Regions from separate parts of the Homo sapiens genome. Here region 2 is linked to region 1. Evidence: chromatin contacts called from ENCODE Hi-C data. All regions are on one chromosome and are shown on one strand. Each heading gives the region's core, a stretch centred on a gene start or an enhancer-like site at or near the end of the contact. The rest is flanking DNA. Distances are from core to core; before and after follow the strand shown.

Region 1 (6,382 bases), core at 2,670-5,169:
TCTATTCTTCATTCTCAAAATCTAGACTACCATTTCTGCTGGAATCCAGATTATATACTTCATCTGTGTCACTCATTGCATTAAGAGTCATCAGTCCTTTAAACCAGCGGTCCCCAACCTATTTGGCACCAGGGACAGGTTTCGTGGAAGACAATTTTTCCACGGACCAGGGGCCTGGGAGGGATGGTGTCAGGATGAAACCGTTCCACCTCAGATCATCAGGCATTTTCTCATAAGGAGCACGCAACCTAGATCCCTTGCATCTGCAGTTCACAATAAGGTTCACACTCCTATAAGAATCTAATGCTGCTGCTGCTGTGACAGGAAGCGGAGCTCAGGCGGTAATGCTTGCTCGCCCTTCGCTCACTTCCTGCTGTGCAGCCCCATTCCTGACAGGCCATGGACCTGTACCGGTCTGCAGCCCAGGAGTTGGAGACCCCTTCGTTAAGAGATCAACCAACTCTTCAATATGTCAAGATTTATGTGGGTAATTATATCAGAGGAGAGAAGGCTCTGGTCTTGTCCTCTTATAAGGGCACTAATCCCACCATGGGGGCTCTACTGTCATGACCTCATCTAAACCCAGTTATATCCTAAAAGCGCCATCTCCAAATACCATCACATTGAGGATTAGGGCTTCAGCATAAAAATTTGGGGGAGATACAAATATTCAGTCCATATCAGCATATGGATGGTGGTTGGAATATAGAAGAATAAGACTCTCCAGGTAGAGGGTATATAGAGTGCTAAGAACAGAACCTGGGTGTGACTTGCAATTGGAGTGCACACAGAGGAAGAGAAGTTGAGTAGGAGTCTAGAGGGAGTGATCAGAAATATGAGGGCAGAACCATGCTCAAAGGAACTCCAAAGGGCTTAAATTTGAGCGACAGAGGTACTCAGAGAACATTTGCTTTTGGGAGTCTCATCCTGGAGAAGATATCTTTGTATCTCTTATTTCCCACCAAACTAAGTGAACTTTCATCAGTTATTTCTAGTCAAAAAGGTAAATGTGAAATATTAAGTAGTCCAGTTGAAGCAGACCTTTCATTATTTGATCATTGAGTGACCTATAGCCTCAGTTCCAAATTCTTAAGATAGGGACAAAGTTACCTGTTTTATAATAAAGCTTAAAAAAAAATTCCCTACCCTGCTCTGTCCCACTTGACCTCTGAAATCTCCTAGTTGGTCAGCTACCAGGAACAGGTAATGGTTGTGTTGAAATCGGCCCACTTTCCATACTTTTGGGACATGTTTTAAGGCTTCATTTGCAAATGTTAAGATCTTAGACAGTGCTAGTTGCCAAGAGCCACCTACAAAGGTAATGCCAGTCCTCGGACCCAAATCCCAGGGGACTCTAGGTCTCAGGTGCAGAGCCTAAATTAAGAACCAACTCAGTAACAAAATTCTCCTTAATCCTTGGAAGCTAAAGATCCAGCTTTGAAAAATGTATTTCCATGTAATATATTGATACTTTTGTTGTGCTCATTATATACTATAAAACACTTGCAATTCATTTATGCTAGTTGAGTCTCTTTATTTATTTACTTATTTTGAGATGGAGTCTCACTCTGTCACCCAGGCTGGAGTGCAGTGGGACGATCTGAGCTCGCTGCAACTTCTGCCCCTCCTCCCTCCAGGTTCAAGCAATTCTCCTGCCTCAGCCTCCCAAGTAGCTAGGATTACAGGCACACGCCACCTTGCCCGGCTAATTTTTGTATTTTTAGTACAGACAGGGTTTTGCCATGTTGGCCAGGCTGGTCTCAAATTCCTGACCTCAGGTGATCCACCTGCCTTGGCCTCCCAAAGTGCTGGGATTACAGGCATGAACCACCACACCTGGTCTTGTTGAGGATTCTTGCATCTATGTTCATCAGGGATACTGGCCTATAGATTTTTTTTCTTGTGTCCATATCTAGTTTTGGTATCAGGGTAATGCTGCCCTCACAGGATGAGTTTGAGAACTGGTATGAGTTCTTCTTTAACTGTTCAGTAGAATTCAGCAGTGAAGCCATCAGGGCCTGGACTTTTCTTTGATGGGAGACTCTATATTACTGATTTAATCTCATTACTCATAGTTGGTCTTTTCAGGTTTTCTATTTCTTCTTGGTCCAATTTTGGTAAGTTGTATCTGTTCAGGAATTTATCCATTTCCATTTGGTTTCCAATTTGTTGGCATATAGTTGTTCATAATAGTCTCTAATGATCCTTTGTATTTCTGTGGTATCGGTTTAATGTCTTCTAGGCCCCTGCTGCTTTCAACACCCTGAAGGGTACAAAAAAAAAAAAATTAAGGTCTTTCCTTCAATGATTTTATTCTTAATTAAGGAGAACAATCACATGAAGAAAATAATAAGTAAATGATAAACTATGTTGTTCTGATTTTAAGAATGACAGTTTTAAAGGGAGTGATCACTATCAGCTAGAAGGATTAAGAAAAACATAAGGAAAGAGGTGAAAAATAAAGATCCATAGATATAATGAGCCCAGATAATTGATTAGTCTGGATTCCCTGGAACAATCCCAGCTGGAAATGTTTTGTATCATTACCTTCATGGGACGCACTGGAGTTTCAAAATTTAACAGTGACTAGTATAATAATTAAGGACACAATTATTCCAAAGACTTGGAACACAAAATTACTCCAAAGACTTGGAACACAAAAGGTTATCCAATTTAAACAAAAGCAACCTTGCAGATTTTATTCCTACCTTAAAGTAGTTTGCTGAGCACTTACAGTAATGTTCCAGGCACGGCAAGGAGCGACCTGCGTTAGCCAGGCAGAATGCCCGCCTTCACTGAGCTTATTTCTTTCATGGTTTTTTTTTTTTTTTTTGAGACGGAGTCTCGCTCTCTCGCCCAGAAAATGGCGTGATCTCGGCCCACTGCAACCTCCGCCTCCGCCCCCGACCCCGGGGTTCAAGCGATTCTCCTGCCTCAGCCTCCCGAGTAGCTGGGATTGCAGGAGCCCGCCCAGCCACCCAAGCAGCTGGGATTGCAGGCGCCCGCCCCCATGCCCGGCTAATTTTTGTATTTTTTTTTTTTTTTTTAGTAGAAACGGGGTTTCACCACGCTGGCCAGGCTGGTCTCAAACTCCTGACCCCAAGTGATTCGCCCACCTCGGCCTCCCAAAGTGCTGGGATTACAGTCACCACGCCCGGCCAGTTTATTTCTTTCAAGAGACACTGGCGTTCAGACTATCTGAATCAATCCGGTAACTACGCCCACTGAACACCTACTACATGCCAGGTATTGAACTAAGCCGCCCTTCATATGCCATCTCATGTAATTATCTCAACAACCCTACCAAGTTAGCAGCAAGGTTTCCAGTTCTGCCTTCGAAGGGAACCTCCTCTCACCGGAGATCCCTATGACAGACCCTGCGAAATATTTTGCTGCATCAGAATGCTACAGGCCGTCAACTCCCTAACATGCGCAAAAGCGGGCAGCCGATTATCCAGGGTAGTGGATTATCCAGGAGAGTGGATTATCCAGAGTAGCAGGTCTGGCGCGATGCCCGCCCGGCTCAGCCCATCTCCCTAGCAACGAAACCCTTCCGCGCCGCGAGGTTGCTGAGCCCCGCCCCCTCCATTGGCGCGCCCTCGCCATCCCCCGCCCTGGCACGCGCTCTGCGCATGCGTACGCTCGCTGGCCCCGCCCCCTAGCGCCGCGGTCGGAGCCATTTCGCCGATTCCTCCATGCGAGTTGCTGTGCGTTTCTCTGTTGTCTCGGTAGAAGGCCAGAGTCACACACGGTCCTAAGAGCTGGGCACCAGGAAGCGAAGGCTGGTAAGGGAGAGACGTTCCGGCTACCATGCGGGGCGGCGGGGTCGCGGGCGGGCGCCGTGGACCATGGCTCCGCAGCCGGCTTTGTTGCGAAGCGCGGGCGGCGGCGGCGGCTGGGGGTGGGGGAAGGGACGAGCCGCCCGCGGGTCCCCGGATTGCGGGTTGCGTGCGCGCCTCGCCGCGATGCGCTTGCGCCGTCCGGGCAGCCTGTGGCCCCCTCCCCTCTCCTCCGCCCAGCGTTTCCCGCTGCTGCCTCTAGCAGGCAAAGCGCGCTTCCTCCTCTGGCCTGCGTACGCCGGGGCACCGCGGCGGCTGAGGGAAGGGGGTGCTTCGCCTGTGGTGGTTGCCGCCGGGGCGCCACTGGCCTAGGGCTCTTCATTCATTCAAGCCACGAATAACTGGCGCCGTCGTGCAGGCCTTGTGGGTAGAGGAAAAAAAATTGAAGAATGTAAAGGGAGAGCGCCTTTGGCTAGTATAGCGAGGTAAGGCGTCTCGAAGGAGGGAGGCTTTGAGCTGATAACCTCGGCCAACGCGAAGGAAAAGCAGAGCCTGCAGAAGCGGAAGGGATTAGTTATCGCTTAAGGGCAGAAACTGGGCGGGAGCTGAAAGCAGGCCATGTGACTGGAGTGTGGCGAGAAGGCCTTCAAAGGAGAATGGGTTTTAGGGTGGCAAGAGTGGAAACAAAAACCGTGTAGGACAATATTTCACTAGCCCGGGTGTGCAGTAGTGGTGGCAGGAGAGATGGGGAGAAACGAATGGATAGGGGACGTATTTTGAAGCAGAAATGCGTAGTGGTGGAAGGTAGTAGATCTGGAGTCAGGCTACGTTTTCTGGAATTCTTGCGCCTTTTTTTTTTTTTTTTTTTTTGCAAGAGTCTCGCTCTGTCGCCAGACTGGAGTGCAGTGGCGCGATGGCGGCTCACAGCAACGTCGGTCTCCCGGGTTCAAGTGATTCTCCTGCCTCAGCCTCCGGAGTAGCTGGGACTACAGGCGCGCGCCACCACGCCCAGCTAATTTTTGTATTTTTAGTAGAGACGGGGTTTCATCATGTTGGCCAGGATGGTCTCGATCTCTCGACCTCGTGATCCGCCTGCCTTGGCCTACCAAAGTGCTGGGATTACAGGCGTGAGCCTCCGCGCCCGCCCGAATTCTTGCTCTTATAATTAGGAGCTCTGTCTTCCTGAAGCAAGATATTCTTTGTCTCAGTTTCCCCTTCTCTAAAGGGATAGTGATCTTACCTGTACAAGGTTACTAAGGATTAAGTAAAATAGTTCCATTTAGATGATCTATTATGGATATTGTTTGACACACATTAAGGGTTCTACAAGGGATAGCTATGGAGAATCTTAAGGGAGTGGACGACTCTCAACTTGTGCCAGGAGTAACTTGGTGGATGTCGTACCGTTTATGGAAACCGAAATGTAGGGGTAGGGTGTTGGAACAGATTTGAGGGGAAATTTAAAATTCTGTTTTGACTGAGATGCCAAGTTAGCATGCAAATGGGTGAGTTAGTGCCACAGTTGGATGAACTTAATTTTGGACTTTAAAGAGAAACGACGGGCGGGCGCGGTGGCTGACGCCTGTAATCCAGCACTTCGGGAGGTTGAGGCGGGCCGATCAAGAGGTCAGGAGATCAAGACCATCCTGGCCAACACGGTGAAACCCCGTGTCTACTAAAAATACAAAAAATTAGCTGGGCGTGGTGGCGGGCGCCTGTTGTCCCAGCTACTCGGGAGGCTGAGGCAGGAGAATCGCTTGAACCTGGGAGGCGGAGGTTGCAGTGAGCCAAGATCTCGCCCCTGCACTCCAGCCTGAGCGACAGAACGAGACTCCGTCTCAAAAAAAAAAAGAGAGAAAAGACTAAAGTTTAAATATATGTATTTGGGCATCGATAGCATGTAGTTGGTATTGAACATTATGGGGTTGTAAGAGACTAGGGAGACAGGAGTTTGATAGTATAGTCCTTCGTATTTCATATTACTCATTCACCATGAGGGCTTGTTGTTTAATTATTCACGAGGTGGAATTTCCAGATAAACATTTTCAGCTTTCCACGGCTTTTTTGTTAATAGGACATTCCCTTCGCCAAATGGATGACCAGAGTTAGACTGTGGCCACTCAGACGTAACAAATTTATGCTAGGGGTGCAGTTTGATGACGTTAGACTTAGGTGCTAACAAAATGCATCAAACGTGAAACGTGAAGCAGACGGTTTAATGCTGGTAATGGGATTTCTTCTCACAGCAAACTAAATTCATAGCATATTTTATTTTCTCTGGTTATAAATGTGGTCTCATATCTTGCTTACAGTTTAGACTCAGCATTTAGACTGATAGGCTCCATATCTTGTGGTATTTTATAGACTTGTTGCACTTCAAGAAAACTTTAATATCCTCAAATTTTAATAAAAAGGCCTAAAGGAGAGATTTGGTATAGAACATTTAAGTTAATAGGTTACCGTCTTCAGTACTGAGTGCTTAATGTATTTGAACTTTATTATATTATTAATACATGGCCTACAACTTTGGGGACAATATGCTAGTGGTCATAATCAGAATGAGAATAAAACATTGAATTTATATGCAAATGATAACTTTCTTA
Region 2 (6,382 bases), core at 1,504-4,003, 1.1 Mb after region 1:
TGTTCAGCAGCTACAGGGGACACCCATGAGAGAGTCAGTGATGTGGAGTCACAATCCCTGCCAAGTATCTGTTACGCATATTACCAGGAGGGGAACCTCTTAATATTTCTGCTTCATTCTTTATACAACTAAAACTTAATAATAAATACTACCCTTAGAATATTATTAGGAAGTTCTTGCCTGCTGAAAGGCAGAATTTTAGAACAAATATGTTTTTTTTTCTTTCTTTGTCCTCTCAACCCTGCTCTCTAACCTTTTTCCATGGAAGAATAGTAGAAATAAAAGAAAGCACAGAAAGTTCCAGAATAGTTTCCACTTGCTCAGATGTGGCAGAATAAAATTAAAGTCCTCCATATCTAAAACATGTATCCTCTGTATCTTACTCTTGAATTTTGATAAAAAGGTTGATTAAAAATATCACAATATCTGCTCCTAGAAAATATCAAATTCACTTTCATTACTAAATGGTAATTTCTTTCTAAGTAAATGATTAACTACATTTATCATGATACTCCTTTTTTTAAGATAAGGAAACTGAGAACAACAAAAACCAAGTAGTTTTCCCAAGACCTCAGAGCCATTTCAGCAGCCAAGCCAGTCTTGCTGGCTCTCAGATGCAAGCTCAGGCTTGTGTTCCAAAATGAACACACAAGCCTGCACACGCGTGCATGTGCACACACATATAGACACCTTTCCTACCTCATCAAATCCCATCTTGTCTGGATATTTAGGGACAACTGAGACATACTGGGAGGGTTCCATTGGAGGACGGTCAACTGGAAGACACAAGAAACATGCAGAGTGCTTTGTTAATGAAAGGGTCAGAAATCAGAATTCCATCCGCATGCCTGATCTCTAGGGTTGGAATATAACTTGGAAATACAGGGCAGGGGACAATGGCAGCAGTTCTCCAGGATTGAGTAGCCACACAGGAACCCTGCTGGTCAGGGCACTGGTTTCAGGAGCATTTGATTATATGGAGATTGCAACATTTGCTCCACTTCCCTTAAGACTTATTTCAAGAATATTTGGGAGGCAGTTTAGGATAATGGTTAAGAGGAAGGGCTCCAGAGTCGGATGATCTGGGTCCAAACCTTGGTTTGCGAAGGAGTAGGAGAGTTAGGGGACCTCTTTAAGCTCATTTCTTTGGTGTAAAATTGGGATAATAGAAGTGTATCTGTGTTATAAAATTTAAATGAGACCTGCGTGCAAAGCACTCACCACTTTAACACAGTAAATGCTCAACAACTCTTAGCTATTACTTACTATGGCCCATGATGAAAGAGCTCAGAAATAGGCTAGAATTTTTACTGAAAAACACTTTTTTCTCTGCATTTAAAATTGTCAAAGTGGGGGACTATTTTTATCCCACCTGGGCAGGTTTAGGTGTGGGTGCGCAAAAGGTCCATTGCTTTAACAGGATCTAACCACAGAGAGCTGGCCCATGTCTAATGGGAAGATTCCAGCTGGGAGTGACACTACTTCTTCAATAATGAAAGTTTTATTTATTTGATACTCTAAAAAAGCTTCCTTTGCAAACTATGTATTTTAAAGTTTGGAAGTAATATTGGTTAAGAAACCTGAAAAGGCCTTGAAGAATGTTTAGTATTATAAAAATTCAAAGTCCTCGAAGAATGTTTAGTATTATACAAATTCAAAGTCCTCATTTGATTTTCCTTAAAGGGATAATACAAAGAAAATTTAAAATGATAGCTGGTAACTGGGTTGTTGAAAGAACTATGGGTAATGGCCATGACTACTGTAACGTATCTGTTCACCTCTATTCCAGGCACAGGAGAGGAATACACTCTCTTGCCCTTGAAGTTACTCAGGGCTATATGACTTTCTGGGGAAAGTTTATAGTGTGGTGCTGCTGCTCCACTCTCCAAGGGCTCCCCCGACACTGCCCTTGGTCCCACCACTGTGCTCATAGCGGCATGTGTGGATATGGATAGCAGATGTGAATTGGAAGCAGCCTGGAACATTGCATCAACACATGAAGGGCAGCTCCCAGGAAAGACACCTGCTCTGCAGACTTGGATAGCAAGAAATAAGCCATTGTTGTATGAAGCCAATCAGATTTTTATATTCCAGCATAACTTTGCCCATCCTGAGATACTGTCCAAAGGGTATGATCTGTTTAACTTCACTGAAATATTATAGAGAAATCCTGACATCCAATTTTACTTATTGGCGAATGATGTGAAATTCTAGAACGTAGTGAGACAGAGTTCTTAGGCCAAACACAAGAGCTGGTCTCATTACTTCAAACTTGACACTTACAGTCATATTTCTGTGCATATGCAGTGCATGTCTTTGTCTTCCCAATAGCAGCCGAGAATATTCTGGTCCTTTCTGCTCCACTCCACTCCTTATTAGTTTCTTTTAAAATCAATAGGGAGGGTCCACCAGGTACACGGTTAGGTTTTTAAGAGAAAGAAGCTTAATGTACCAGCTTCCTCCTGTTCATGATATTGTCTGAGGAGCTGTCTCACTCTCCCTCCTGGGGCCTGAGACTTGGGAAGATGTTATATTTTGAGTTACCCATTCTAGGCTGCTGGTCTCCTTTGGACTCACATGGCCTGTGTGGCTTTAACATTTCAGCCAAAGAGACTGCTTTTAGCCACTTTGTTTCCATCAAACATAGGCAGTCATTGCATTCACAGGACAAGTGTTGCAAAAAAAAAGCCACAAGTGGTTGGCTCCCGAAAGTCATCACTGAGCAAAAATATCAGAGAAGTGTGCTTGGGTTTTGCCACTGAAGGCAGCAGTAAGCCACAGAGGAAAACAGGAAGTGATACAGTGAGTCAGACCTAAGAAACTTAGTCTGTGGGGAGAAGGATGTATCTTTGCTGACAACAGACTTGAAGGTTAGGTATATCCTGGCTTCTGTTTGTAGTCATTTCTGACTCCATCTTTCATAATTGATCTGGTCTCTCATTAAATCCCTTCCTGGAAATAATCCTTCCCTGTACTGCCACTTGGGACAATGGGCTTCATTGCTTTCGGGATAGTTTCAAGATCTAATGTGAATAATTACAGCCATTGTTACAGAGGTCTTATCACTCACAGAACCCAGAGTTCTGTGAGTGATATATATATATGTCACATATATACTTGACATATATAATCACATATATTTAATGTTCACATGTACCATGGGATATGTATGAGTGTCTCTATTTTTATAGACAAGGAAACAAACATTAAATAACTTGCCCAAGATCACAGAGCTGATAGAGCTGGTATTTGAACCTAGGTCCTACTCCTTTACCGGAGCTCTTAATTCCCATTCCACATCATCCCCAGAGCTAGTCCTTGGTGGCCACTGGTATTAGCCAACCAGGCAACTGGGCTGGGTCCAGAGTAGCTCATTTAAGCCCAGTCATGTCTGGAATAGTACATGATAGATTGTACTTGGATCAAATCCTACCGCTTCTTCTCTATAATTTCTCCTGAACTTCTTCCATTGTTGCAGCCTAGCTTGGGTCCTTACCCACTATGCCTGGGCTGTTTTTGATTTTTTTCAAACACTTACATGCTCTCAGTCTTTCCTATTCTAATTAATCATGCTCACTGTTGTCAAAATAATCTTCCGCCGCACAGCTCTGTTCTCAACTGTAACAGTCACACTCAACACTATATTTAAGGGCTTAACAGGTTGCTAGGTGTTTTCATAGTCACCATGTAATTTTATCTTCACTTTTTTGTGGTGGTTTTTTTTTTTTTTTTTTTTTTACAAATAAAGAAACTGAGACCAAGCCAGATGTAGACTTGTCCAAGGTCAAATACTGAGTGATTGGCAGAGCTGGAACTCAGTTTTAGACATAACTTCAAGTCCAATTATCTTAATAATTTTTACATGATGTACTGTTGTCTCAAAATGTCAATACTGAGAGCAGGTACCTGAGACTTCCTATCACCTTATGCTGTAATTTGCAAGAGTAATCTCCTCATGCTTTATAGACCATTTAAATCTAACATCTTTATAAGATCTGGCCTCCTGTCATTCATCTCCCGAAGGCAGCACATCCCCAAATTCTCTGTGCAGCTTCTAATGTACTAAATGAGTTATCACATGAAAAGAGATGGGCACAGTGCTTTTAATAAGTGTTAGTCATTGTCGTCATAACCCTTCTCCCACCTCACTCAAATTCTTCAACTCTGATTTCTAAAACTCCAGTCTACAATTCAGAAATTCCCTGACCATCCCCTTCACAAGATTTTCAATTCTCGTCCACTGATGCCTGATAAAACCCTAATCCTGGTTAAACCCATTGCCCACTTACTCAGCACCAAGAGGACTACTGGGAGAAACATACACAATTGTGTTGACTGAGTCACTTCAAAGCTACAATCACAGATGTCAAATTGGCACTTGACACCACCAAATGATGTAAGTGTCCTTTCATAGTAAATTTATTTTCCCACTCTTTGAGAGATTGTATCTTTTGTCTTCTCTCTCCTAAAATCTCCAAAATCTCTGTCTAGCTCATGACTGACTGGCCTATATACTTCAGAAAGAAAATATTCAAAATCAAATTAGATCTACCTTTTCAATCCACCTCAAGTCCACAAACCAAACTGCATGTGTATCAATACATTCTGCCATCCCATCTGCCACAGTAGATGAAGTTTCTATCTAGTATAGCCTCTGCAATATTGTTCTGGGCTGCAACCCAGGACAAAAACCCTCTTGTTTTCACCTTATAATTACCTTCTCTTTTACATCATCAAGATCTCCTTATATACTGGATCCTTGTGACTGGCATAAAACATACTGTTATATTTCTATTTTTTTAAAAAAACAGTACAAACAACCTAACCAGAAAAACCTTTCCCTTGACCTCTTACCCCCAACAGCCTCCATCGGATTTCTCCATTTCCCCATCCCATCAAGATTCAGCTTTCTCATCTCCCCATTGGCTTCTCTTCAGTCCACTTGAATGGATTTGTGTTCTCATCATTGCACTGAAGTGGCCCATGTCAAGGTCATCACAGACCTCTCTCTTGACAGAACCAATGACCAATTCTTTATCCTTATTTTCCTTGGCTTCTCAGCAGCATCTTGGCTCCGTCTTGAAACACTTCTCAATTTTTCCTCCTAGCTCTCTGGCTGTTTTGTCTTCCCCAGGGATCTGTCCTCTTCTCATCCTGTGTTCTTTTACTACATGAGTTCAGACTGTTCCACAGCTTCAAATATCCTTCTGATGCTGATGATTCTCAAATATCTGTCTCTAGCTGGAGTTTCTTCCCTGAACTCCAGACTTATATATCCAACTATCTTCTGCCTTTCTATTTAGATGCCTATTAAATATCTTAAACTTACGTGACCAAAACTAGCTCCCCAACCCCCAGTCTTTTTCTATAAAGTCTTTCCCATCTCAGTAAATGGCATATCAGGCTAAAATCTTGGACTCATCTTGATTCCTTTCTTTCCTTCATGGACTGCATTCAGGTCTCTGTAAGTCCTGTTGCTCCACCACCAAAATATATCCTCAACCTGTCTGTTTCTCATCAACTCCTTGCTAGAGCTCACATCCCAATCACCATCATGTCCCACCAGGAGAGAGGTACTGGTCCCCTACAATCTAGTATCCTCACCACAGCCCAAATGATCCTTCTAAATGCACAAGTCACTTCAGGCCATGCCCCCTCTGCCCCACCCCATCTTCCACGGATTCCCATTACTCTTGGAGTAAAATCTAAATTCCTTACCATGGCCAGAATGTTCGGTGTGATCTGGACATTTCTTCTTCCATTACTTCATCTCCCTTGACCCAACTCATTCTTTATGCCCCAATCATGCTGGCCTTTTGTCCCTGGAACACCCCCAAGCTTTTCCTGTCTAACAGTCTTTACATGTGCTGTTCTTTCCACTTGAGACATTCTTCACCCAAATATTCATATGGCTGCTTCCCAGATATATTGTCTATTGTCTAACTCTCTGTGTTAGAATATAAGTTCCCTGATGGCAGGGCTTCTGCCTGTTTTGTTCACTGCTTTATGCCCAGCATCTTGAACAATCTGCGGGGTACAGTATGTGTTGAATAAATCCTTACAGCCTGATTATCTCTTCTAACACCTTCATTGGCTCCTTAAGATAGGAATTCTTCTTTAGCTGAAGAAGAATTCAAGGACTACAACAATGAAGCCACTCCACCCTCTCGAACTTTATTTCTGCCTACTGTTTTAAGTCAGCTCTCCTTCAGCATGAGAATACTTCGTCTTTTCTTGGTCTGTTTCCTCTGCCTGTAGTGTCCTCACCATACCACTCTTCTTGTTTAAATTTTACACTTGTACCCAAGCTTAGCCTAAGAACGATTAGGACTTGAGGCTCTCCTGGATCACACAGGCCATAGCAATCTCTCTCTATCCCAAA

What was found. Hi-C counts contacts between places; a loop is a spot of excess contacts on that map. Pooled maps may share reads with other maps.
Region 2: a pooled map shows a loop between it and region 1 (8-fold over the local background). The contact joins the enhancer-like site here to the promoter of DHX9-AS1 in region 1. A Hi-C loop is called at or near these places in 4 of 50 pooled maps.

The regions. Positions count from the first base shown.
Region 1 is chr1:182,835,672-182,842,053 of GRCh38, forward strand. DHX9-AS1 (DHX9 antisense RNA 1) reads right to left here and starts at 3,920. Exons shown (of 2, transcript NR_148933.1): 1 at 3,641-3,920; 2 at 1-2,263. It overlaps DHX9 (DExH-box helicase 9), which reads left to right and starts at 3,676. Exons shown (of 28, transcript NM_001357.5): 1 at 3,676-3,785. RefSeq lists an enhancer at 3,301-4,142 and a silencer at 3,566-3,995.
Region 2 is chr1:183,954,063-183,960,444 of GRCh38, forward strand. It overlaps COLGALT2 (collagen beta(1-O)galactosyltransferase 2), which reads right to left. Exons shown (of 12, transcript NM_015101.4): 7 at 700-776. Among named protein-coding and RNA genes, the nearest start is that of COLGALT2, 80 kb to the right of the region's middle. RefSeq lists a silencer at 1,770-1,934. Within about 2 kb of position 2,754, at least 5 of the 41 ENCODE cell types and tissues checked have a DNase peak (open chromatin) inside an H3K27ac peak, as active enhancers do.